2 separate regions of the Mus musculus genome follow, and region 1 is linked to region 2. A link is a loop called in an ENCODE intact Hi-C map of the cell type or tissue named here. Cell type or tissue: left cerebral cortex. All regions are shown on one strand.

What was found. Peaks named below come from ENCODE experiments on the same cell type or tissue, not always from the same donor. Only the 100,000 strongest peaks of a DNase experiment are listed, where the experiment ranks them.
Region 1: a loop joins it to region 2, with 2.6 times the contacts of the local background. A loop is called at or near these places in 1 of 42 quality-filtered maps.

The regions. Positions count from the first base shown.
Region 1 is chr15:74,324,436-74,326,935 of GRCm38, reverse strand. The region is part of intron 3 of Gm19859 (a long non-coding RNA gene); the gene reads left to right. Among named protein-coding and RNA genes, the nearest start is that of Gm32839, 40 kb to the right of the region's middle. In left cerebral cortex, no CTCF peak of the experiment used is centred here; DNase peaks (open chromatin) are centred at 228 and 1,234; H3K27ac peaks cover 694 bases.
Region 2 is chr15:74,178,789-74,181,288 of GRCm38, reverse strand. No RefSeq gene overlaps it. Among named protein-coding and RNA genes, the nearest start is that of Gm32918, 24 kb to the left of the region's middle. In left cerebral cortex, a CTCF peak has its summit at 1,103 (motif pointing right); DNase peaks (open chromatin) are centred at 1,127, 1,507 and 1,745.

The sequences.
Region 1 (2,500 bases), 150 kb before region 2:
TCCTGGCTGTTTTGTTCCTGTTCTCTGTCATACAAATGTCAAGAAAGAATTTAAATGAGGGGAAACTGCCTCAAAGGTTGTGTTTCTGGCAAGATTTCAGATTCTGGTGACTAGGGGGCCCGTGCAGGGCCTTCCTCAAATGACAGCACAGCAAGGCAGGGAGGCACGCCAGTGTGGGGACATGACAACACCCACCTCTTGCTTCCTGGTTCCCACAGTAGCCTGAGGCGTGTCGCGTTGGTCTGGTCAATGCACACCCAATCAAAGAATTGGGGCCTGACCCAGAACCTCCGGATCCTGTCCCATCCCTTTTCTGTCTCTGATCCTTCCAAATCCTTCTTGGGGCCTCTTCAGGTAATGCTCTCCCATCAATGTGCTGATCCCTGCTAAGGCTGAGTTGGCTGCTGGGTCCCCCAGCTCTGTCTTGATCAGCAAGCTTCACCCACTGTGTGTCATCCCCACTCCACACCAAAAGCTCTGGTTTGCTCAGGATCAGTGGTCTAGGTGTCTTCCCAGGAACACTTGCCTGGCGATATAAGGAGTTCAAAACCAGGGACAGAGAAGACTCTGAGTTTGATCCTGAGGGCTCACGCAGGCCGTGAAGCACCTGTTCTGGCTTCTGATAGCTCTTTCAGGGGTGGCAAGTGAGGTTTGTGGGTACAGAAGCACCAGACAGTAAAGAGAGGTTAACCCATTATCAGTGGCAGAGGTATCCTAGAACCAATGGAATGGGGTCCTGGCAGGAGGGGACCCTAGAGTGGAATCATAGGAGTTGGAGGGAGGAAGAACATTGGGAGGAGCCAGGCAGACAAGATGGATATGAGAAGTCTGCACAGGGACCACCCTCCAAGTCTGCATTGGCAGTCATGGAGATTCAGATTAGTACTCAGGAATCAAAGTCTGAAGTTCCCCAGGATGGAGTGTTGGTCCTGAGTTTGGGAGGGACTTGCCTAGATTAGGGAAGATTTGACCTGAGTGGTTTCTGGGCTTCTGCCCCAGGGCTCATCCTCTTGTAAAGCAACGAGACTGAAAACAGCCTAGCTCGAACACACAGCACACAGCACACACCTCTCTGGCTGCCTTCAGCTCCACTGGGGAGAAACGGGAGAGCAAGGGGTGGCAGTCGCAAGAGTGGAGCCTGTGGAGGTAATTAATCACTTTTCAATTAGCATTCAGGAGCTGCTGTCTGAGGACTCGGAGTAGGCTGGCTCTGCATTGCTGTGCCAGGCTCCGGATGCAATTTTATAAACGTTGTGAGCTGAAATAGCAGCTCTAAGCTGAGCAGGCATCCGAACCAGAGAGACATGGAACACAGCAGCAAGGGGTGGGGCGGGGTAATGAGGCCTGTGCCTGGAACAGAACCCTGGGCTGCCCTGCTGCATGGAGGACTAGTCCAAAGGTGTGGGAGGACTCTGGCATACAGCTGGCACTCCATAAATGCTCCCAGTACATCCCGGTGGGGATATGGATATTTTCGGGGCAGGTGGAGATTTATAAGTGTTCTGAGGGGTAAGCTCTGCTCCTGACCCTTGCCTGTTGGCTAAGTACCATGTGGGTCTTCACTGGCCTCCATTTTTCACCTTCTCCCAGGGAAGAGGCTATGCTGACCACTTTACAGATGATGGCTCACAGCAGAAACATTGCAGGGATTGTCCTGGGCAATAGACTGATTGTGGAGTGCTGCCTGCAGTTGATAGCCATTCACATCTTGCTGCATCCTTACCTTTCCAGAAATGGGGCAAGACCTCCCTGGGGCTGGGGGATGGAGACCAAGCTGGCATCCTCCTGAAGGTACAAGTTAGAGAGACAGATCCTTGTATGCTCCCTTCCTTGCCTCAGAAATGGTTCCACAGTTGGCAGGTACCACTGTTGGGAGCCATGTCATCTGGGGATAGAGGGAACGTCAAGGATTGTCTCTGAGCCACAAATCTCCTTTTTGGGCAGCATACAGAAGATAGGACAGTGGATAAACACCAAGGGACCTGGGTCAGGCATCTGATCCTCTAACAACTTGACCTCTGGCTCCTGCCTCCAGACAGAGCTCATTTCTGTTGTGAGCATCTTCCACTTCTGTTGTGCTGGCTCAGGAGATCAAGGCAATATGGAAGTAGACACCACGTTACAGTTAGGAAGAAGCAGCTGGTGAGGAACTTCCAGGCACAGGCCCCACTGTGGAAAACATAGTCCCCACTGGCTGGAGACCTAAGCTAGACACCCAGAGGGATTGGGGAGGGGACCTTGGGAGAGCTCAGGGTTAGGTCAGGTTGCCAGGGTGAAAACCACAGGTAGTCCTTGGGGGTTGGGTATGATAAGAGTCAGATCGGAGGAGACACATGCTTAGGGGCTCTGTGTTTCTCGTGGGACTTAAAACTGTCACCAGACATGACTACTCAACTTCAGACAGGACTATAGGCCCAGATGAGTATCTTCTCTGTAGCCTACCCAAGCCACAGCCCCACTTTGTCAGTGGTGGAGGAAGGGCTTTTGCAAACAGACGTCC
Region 2 (2,500 bases):
CCCTCAAAGGGGTCTTGGTCCACAGCTTGAGAACCGGTATCATAGTGGAAGGAGAGACTTCACATTGCAGAGTTGTCCTCTGAGCACCCAGCATATACCATGGCATGTACACACACACACACACACACACACACACGCACACGCACACGCACACGCACACGCACGCACACACACATGTACATGCACATGTATGAGATTGTGCACATATACATGTATGTGCATATACACATGCACACACATGGACTCACACACATATGTATAAGCATACTAAATAAAATGAAGATAAATGTTAATTATCAATAATACTTAATTTAATGCTATGGTTCATTTTGGCTTCTATTCATCCTGCTAATAAATTTGTTTGTGGTTTGCTCTGCTCTTTTCTGCTTTCATGGATATGGTGGTTTCCAGCTGGGGAATTTTCAGCTTTGGGTCCTCCACATCTGTATCATGACTCTGCCTGATCAGTCTTTCTTCTCTGCCTTGGTATAGACACAGTCACACCATTCAATGTCTTTGTGTGTTGCTGCTAATAGCTCTGTCATGCCTTCATGTGTGTGTGTGTGTGTGTGTGTGTGTGTGTGTGTGTGTGTGTGTGTGTTTCGTTCAGAATAAAGTGATTTTTAATTTATAGCATGCTGGAGACTTCTTGGTTTTCTACAGACATCCTTGAGCTTTGCTATGGGACCCACAGGTGAGTTACATAGACACAGTGGACCCTTCCACATCTTCTCTGAAGTCTGGTGAATCGAGGCCACCATGAGTCTAAAGAACATGAAGCGCCATGCCAGGACAAGGTGAGGCCCTCTGGACCCTTCAGAACTTGAAGTTTGAAGTCTTATTGTGGAGAGGGGAAGCTCTTGTGACAAGTTGCCTGCAGGAATCTGAGGGGTCAAGCTGTGGTCCTTAGGGCAATCCTTTCTCTAGCCCTGTCTATTTCTTCACCATGTCCCGTTACAGTCCTCTTATTCTGTGTGTGTCAGAACCCCTGTGGTAGTAAGTGTTGTCAACTTGAGGGAGTTTAAACCTGGGAGCCTGGCTTCTGGGCATGCCTCTCAGAGGATTGTCTTAAGGATGGTGATGGAGGTAAGAAGATTCCCACCCTGTAGGTGGCACTGTTCCGTGGCTGGGTTCCTGAACTGTGTAAATAAAAAGTATTTGCAGCAGCGGTAGCTGCGTTCTGAGAAGCTGCTTCAGGCACCTGCCTGGATCTTCCTGCCATGCTGGACAGTGTCTTGAACCGTGAGCATAAACAAGCCCTCCCCCTCAACAAAGAAGGTAATTATAGCAACCGGACAAGAAACCAAAAAAATCATACTGAATTGTTATTCATGCTTTAAAAGTATCGGGTTATTTTAAAAATACCATACTGTAGAATAAAATGCATACAGAAAAAAAAATCACATAAAGCAAATGTGTGGTTAACACATTTTTCTCCGGCAAACATGGATTCGAGAAAGAGAGCTTGCTCATCCAGGAATGAGCCCTGCACCAGCCGCTCCCTTCACTCATGCAAGCAAGCATCAGCCTGATGCCTGATGTATCTACAGGCCTGGTTTTATCATTTAAATGTGAATTCCTGGACACTGCAGCTTAGTCCTGCGTGATTTTTGAAAATCTGACATGTCTTTTCAGTTTTCTCCACCCTGTAAACTCTTCTCTGATTTCTTTCCTCGCTCAGCCATTATCTGCAGGGAAGCCTGGCGCCTCCGACTCATATCCTCCCTCCAGGCTGGATGGTGCCGATAGCATTCTCTACACCCGCCTCTCCTTTATGCCTTCCTGAACATTGGCAGCAGAGCCAGGGACTGGGTCAGGCCAAGGCTTAAGCCCTCTCTAAAGTCGTTATTTGGTGTCTGGCCAGAAGTTGAGTGTATCTCATTTTGCCATACAAATAGCCCCAGGCTGTCAATGCTTGCAACCTCTCCCTCTCCTTCCCTCTGAGTTGCAAAAGATGCCTTTCTATTTTGTACTTCCTTTTTTTTTTTTTTTTTTTTTTTTTTTTTTTTTTTTTTTTTTTTTTTTTGCTTTCTATTTGTCAACTGGCTTTTCAAGAATTTAAGGGGAAAATCAGTCAGTCACTGCTTGCCCACCGCTTAGCTCTCTGAGCGGTGTCTCTCATTTCTCCTTTGGTGGAAAGAATTTTATCTTTCCTTCCAGTGTGGGAATTCAGATAGTGGATTCTCTGTCCTCATGTTTATGAAAACATTTTTCATTTGACCCTTGATTTTAAAGGCATTGTGTCTGGGTACAGATGTCTGGGCTGAGATTTAAAGATGGCTGGTCTCATTGTCTCCCTGCCCCATTGTTCCTGTGGACAAATGAACTGTGACTTTTGTTTCTGCCGTCCATGGGAAACACCCTTGTCCCTGCTTTTAACGGTGGTACATAGTGGCTTCGCCACTGTGTGCTTTGTGTTTTCCCATTACCTTTCATTTTATTGAATTTCTCTGATCTTAAATTTCACCTATGATTGATGTATATATGTGTGTCTGATGCT